Regions from separate parts of the Homo sapiens genome. Here region 2 is linked to region 1. A link is a loop called in an ENCODE intact Hi-C map of the cell type or tissue named here. Cell type or tissue: IMR-90. All regions are shown on one strand. Links, peaks and the distances in the headings refer to the core of each region. The heading gives the core; the rest is flanking DNA.

Region 1 (2,921 bases), core at 293-2,792:
ACAGATTCAACTTTTGCCTCCATGTTAGATCTATCTAGTTTATATCCCAAACACCAACACTACACTCATGCTCAAATACCTATTATCAATTGCCTGCTAGACATTTCTTTAAGATACCCCACTGGCAACTCAAAGTCAAGTTATGCACAGTGGAACTCCTCTCTTCCTCCCTCTTCTACCCTGAAAGTCTGTCCCTTCACATTGCGTGCTCTCTCTCTCTCTCTCAGTGGGTTGCTCTCTCTCTCTCTCTCTCCTTCCTATCTCCTGTTGCCCTTTTGACTTCTCTCTTCTTCTCCCTTTCCCTCTCTCCCTTTCCATCTCTTTCTCACATCCATACCACTAACCAACAAGAATGCAGAGTCATCATTTGATTTTCTCTCCCCATAGCTTCTTACATCTCTGAACTAGGCAAGTCTTCTGTATTCTTTCAAGTCTCACCCATGCCTTCATCCTCTACAGTACTATGGTTAATCATCCAGGTTATGTAAATGTTTATTCAATCAATGCTTATCAGTGGTCTACACTATGCTGGGCACTGTAATGGGCACAATGAGGATTCAGTGCTGGCAAAGAAACGCTTTTTTCCCTGCCATGGCAATTGTCATCGTTATTGCCCCTGTATTATTACAACACTCTCCTAATTGGTATTTTGGAAGCTGGTGTCTCTCCCTCTCCAAACCATCAGGTCACAAATTACCCTCCTCAAAATACAGCTTTGGGGAATGATACATTTCTAAATATTGTGTACTTAATTATCAGTAATTCTGCTGTATGTATTATGATCTAAAGCCTTTGGAACTCTTTATGTAGAACATCATAAAGAGCTGCACTTCTAGGCCACCGACTGCATTTTGAATTGTGACTACCGTCTTATGAATGAAGTACCAAGTCATCTTCATCTGCCAGCCTCATTTCCTTCGAATACTGCAGCAAGCCACCTCCCTTGAGAATGAGGGGCAAGGGCAAGGGCCTGTAGTATTGTACTGCCCAAAGCAAGACTCTCTGGGGGAAGATCAGAGTTCCCAGGCTAACAAGGTCCACGGATCAACTTCCCATCTGAAAAAGTTAGCACCATTTAGTGCCAAAGCCACTGTCTATGCTTGTAATGCCAGCTGTACACCTCAAAAATGCATGTGGGAGATTTGTAGATAGATCAGTGCAGGTTTTCTGCACTCTGCTCTTCAAATATCAGGGAAAGCTCCTGAGGAAGTGACATCCATTTCTTTGTTTCAAATGGTTCCTCTTTTTTGTTATCACAGAAGCAATGCATGCATATTGTAAATTGATTCCTACAGTACAAAAGTATTTGAAGTAGAAATTGGAAGTCCCTCATGTGTTCCCCACCCTCACAGATTCTAAGGAAAGTAGGAGTTGATAGATGTGAGAAGAACATGTTGGACTGAGATTTTCACTAACGTTTTCAGCCTCCTTTGTCATGTCAACATCTCTTTTCCCCAACATCTCCTGTAACAAAGTAGAGATGAAAAGCCAATATAGGTGACACATTTTATCCCAAATCCCTGCTCTCAGTAGCATTCCCAGAAGTAGGAGAAGAGGCAGAAGCCAAGGAGGGCACCTAGACCCTTCAGTGACTGAGGCACAACATTCCCCCACACCCAGGATGGCAGATTAAGCTCATTATACACACAGACCTCACAAGTCTATACTATAATACCAGCATAGATGCTCTTTCACCACTAGGTGGTTCTGTAACCTATCTGATGTCATTCCCACTTGCCGACTGAAGTAAAGAACAGAAAATTTTAGGACAGTTTCTGTTGTCACACCTTCCTCATTTGTTTATATCTTCATTTTCAACTGCTCTTCCACATCCAGATAGAATTTGATCACAAAGTTGATATGCACAGTCTCACCAAAACTGCCTGTGTGTTACTTGCTGGGAAGAGGGCCATTTTCCTCTATAGGCCAGGCTCAGGCTGTGAGGCTGCAGGCTTTTTTCTAACTCTGGAGACAAGTGAAACTCCACTCTGTCCTGGTTGCAACAGGAACAGAAATCTCTTTCTCATGCTTCATTGATGGTGCCGCATCTACTGCATTTATTCATTCAATACACACTTACTGGTGCCTATTATTTTATATTTAGTGAACTTGCTAGGTCCAGAAGATAAAGAAAGTGGATTGTTTAGTCCTTGGGAGCTTAACAGTCATATGAGAGCAACAAACAAGCATCAAGAACACTTGATATTTCCCACCCAACATCCATTTCCCTTCTCCTGGATCTCAATTTTCCTCTGGAAAGCACCTCCTATCCCTCTCTCCCTCCCTCAGTACTTGGGTTTCAGGTGTCTGACTCTGCCTCTGACTTCCTGGCAAGGCATGGATTCCACCTAGGCCTGAGCGTTGCATCCTTTGCTTCCACTAATTGCTTCAGGGATAAGCGTGTGGCCTGACCCAGTGAAATGCAACCTGGGGAATTTTGCTGAAACTTGAGTATCAAGTGACCTGGGAGTATGTAGGCTTGAATCTGTTGGCAGCTGCCTTGCCATGACATGAAGTCTAAGGATGACACTAGTGTGAAGAAAGGCAGTTAAGAGATGAAAAGAGACTGGCCTTAGTGATGCAATATGAGTCTTTAAATCAAAACATGCCCAAAGCTAGATCTCCTTCTGAAGTGTCAGAAGATTTCCATTTTGCTTGATCTTATTTGAACCAGATTTTCTGTCACTTTCACCAGATATAATGTTATTATAATATATAATAACATATACAACATATGTAATATATATTATACCATATATTAATATATAATATATACTAATAATAAATACAGGGATTATTACAATGAAATGTGATAAGTGGGTGATATGATAGAAGTTAGTGCCAGCAATAAGTAGGAGAAATATCTAACCCACAGGGAGGGATGGCTTCCATAGAAAGTTCATTTATTTAAGAGCTAAATC
Region 2 (2,921 bases), core at 266-2,765, 450 kb after region 1:
CTATATGTGGAATAAAACCAAATAAACAAATATAGTTTTTTTCCAGTGAGAGAGTTTTTTCCATAATAAAATAATACACCCTGAAGCAGACAATTAAAGGAGTTTATGGTTTCTAGCCAGTTGGAAGATGAAGAATGCAAATATGGGAGTTATGTTTGGGAAGAACCTGTTTGGGAGCCCGAGGTAAGCCCAACATGGAATCAAGCCCCTACTTGCAAAACTCAATGGAAACAAGTTCGTGTTCAAACAACTGTGGTTTCTTCGAGCTCAAGAGACAGCTGTCTGGAAAAATGACTCAATAGAGAGGTCAAACGTGTTGTAGATATTGCCTTGAGAGCATTTATTCAAATGTGGGAGTAAATTACTCAACCTTTTATAAGAGCAATAGATATTTACATTAAATCAAATGAACAACTATGTAAGCAACCATCCATATTCCACCACTACCAATCCATGTAACAGCGAGCAGACTTGCTCAGTTTCTACTTCTCGGCTGACCTCCACCTCTCACGTTCATTCTTTGAGTATCCTGGGACACACATGGTATTGTTTTAAAAGGTGGCATCCTCTGGCAGACATGCTTGGTTGCCCAGCTCTTAGCCTTAGGTATTCTTGTTCTTGCAATCATATCCAGTGTCTTTTTAGAAAACAAAGCTAACATAAGAGACAACTTTCCATAAGCCAAAGGCAACATCCAAAAACCCACCAAGAATGCATGATCTAATACAATGATTGGTAAACCTTTTCTTTTCTTTTCTTTCTTTCCTTTTTTTTTGAGACAGAGTTTCACTCTTGTTGCCCAGGCTGGAGTGCAATGGTGCGATCTTGGCTCACTGCAACTTCCGCCTCCCTCGTTCAAGCGATTCTCCTGTCTCAGCCTCCCAAGTAGTTGGGATTACACGCACGCACCACCACACCTGCTAATTTTTGTATTTTTAGTAGAGATGGGGTTTCACCATGTTGGCCAGCCTCATCCTGAACTCCTGACCTCAGGTGATCCACCCACCTTGGCCTCCCAAAGTGCTGGGATTACAGGTGTGAGCCACCACACCTGGTTGGTAAATCTTTTCTATAAAGGGCCAGATAGCAAATAGGTTCAGCTTTGTGGGCCATATTGTTTCTGTTGCAACCACACAACTCTGCCATTGTAGTGCAAAAGCAGTCATAGACAATACCTAAATGAATGAGCATTTAGGTATTCCTGTAAAACCTTATTTGTAAAAATAGGCAGAAGGCCAGACTGAGTTTGCAGGCTGTGGTTTGCCAGCACTGGTCTAGAGTTCCCAAAGGATGCATCCATCTACTATGAAAAATCCTCTTATGACTTGAGCCCTGTCTAACTTTCTGACTTTATCTTGTTCTACTCCTAATGTCACCTACTCTGGCTACCTTTTTGTTTACTTCTAAGCTTTCCTCAGCCCTCCACTTGAGGACATTTGCGTTTCAGCTTCTCTTTTCCCAGAATGCTATCCCCTGGCCCTTGTTGATTACTGAATGAATGAGATCTTGTGGCCTATTGTTGGCTTAAGGAAATGTTTTAAAGAGTTTTCAAATGTGTCCTTAATACAAAAACAGTTCTCTTCTAATTTTACAGTATACTGCTCTCTACAAGATGGCTCATTCATGACTTTCTTCAGAGATAACCTTTTCCTATCAAAAGCAAAATATGTTATCCCTAAACATGTAACTAGATGACTAATAGAAACGATAGTAATCATTGGCCACTTGCCACTCTGAATTCAGCAAGAAGTTTAAAAAGAACGGAGATGTGTCTTCTGATTAGCTTTACCTACCAAATAATTCCCAACACCACCCCCGACCCCCCCCAAAAAAAAAAAAAACTAAAAAGGCCTGTTTGTCTGTTTGTCAAGTAATGTGCTCATTAGGGACTTCCTTTCCATGAAGAATCAAAGCAGGTAGCTCTGGCCCAGATACAGGTCAAGGCCTGAGCCCATATCTGCTCAAAGTTCGAATTGTGTTTTGGGAACCAGGAATTGTCTGCTTTATTGACTAATACAAATAAAGAAGAGGGGATTCCAAGCTTGTGCGAAGGATTCTTTTGCTTTGTAAAATATCATACGTGGTGGTTTTTCAACTAGGAGTCTGACCATAGAAAGAACTACTTTACTCTGCTTATTCGTAAACCACTTTAGAAAACCCATAATACAGCTTACAGATACAATTCAACACAATTGGAGTAGAGAGGAGAGGCAGCAGGGGTAGGAGTATATTTGTTTGGGGCTATTTCCTAATGTGGGTTATTACTAGACTTTCCAAAGTTTGGGATCATTTTCTCCACACTCCCAAGTATACAACTCTTCCTCACTCATGACAATTGCATGCCTGGCTCTGGGTCACTTCCCTGGCCTATTTCAGAGCAGGAAATCTAGTTAAAATACAATATCTGGCACTTGACTAAATTTTATAAGAACAAAAAAAGTCCTCTCAAAACCTTTGACTCTTCCATGAAATTTTTCCCAAATACTCGTTGTAAAAGCCCCCAATAGATAGAATGGAAACAAAAATGTTTCTTAAAAGGGAAGAATCATGCAGAAGGAAATGATAATCACAAATCCCTCACCAATGCTTTTCTTTTAATTGAACTAAAAATTATTCTCACCTGAGCGTCATTCTCAAGTGGTTTTAAAGTCTATGCTCTCAGCCTTCTAGTGGGAGCAGTGAATCTTTCTTGCTCAGAAAGCAGACATCTAGTCAACAACGTATGTGTGCACTTTGGTCGTTTCAGCTGGCCACAGCTAAGTCTTTTGTGTTCACGTGACAGGGGTTTTGAGCCACAGTGGAAAACGCTGCCTATTTTGGTCCAGCCCTACCTTCAACAGAGGGAGCAAACAAAAGTGTCTACAAGGTAACATTAAGTGAGTGCAGGGCCCAGGTGGGAGTTGCATTCTATTACAGGCAGC

What was found. A loop is a pair of places that touch in the nucleus more often than their neighbours do. Peaks named below come from ENCODE experiments on the same cell type or tissue, not always from the same donor. Only the 100,000 strongest peaks of a DNase experiment are listed, where the experiment ranks them.
Region 2: a loop joins it to region 1, with 2.1 times the contacts of the local background. A loop is called at or near these places in 3 of 110 quality-filtered maps.

What each region holds. Positions count from the first base shown.
Region 1 is chr5:144,141,261-144,144,181 of GRCh38, reverse strand. No RefSeq gene overlaps it. Among named protein-coding and RNA genes, the nearest start is that of YIPF5, 28 kb to the left of the region's middle. In IMR-90, for the core only: a CTCF peak has its summit at 1,702 (motif pointing right); a DNase peak (open chromatin) is centred at 1,721.
Region 2 is chr5:143,694,463-143,697,383 of GRCh38, reverse strand. No RefSeq gene overlaps it. Among named protein-coding and RNA genes, the nearest start is that of MIR5197, 16 kb to the right of the region's middle. In IMR-90, for the core only: no CTCF peak of the experiment used is centred there; a DNase peak (open chromatin) is centred at 1,683.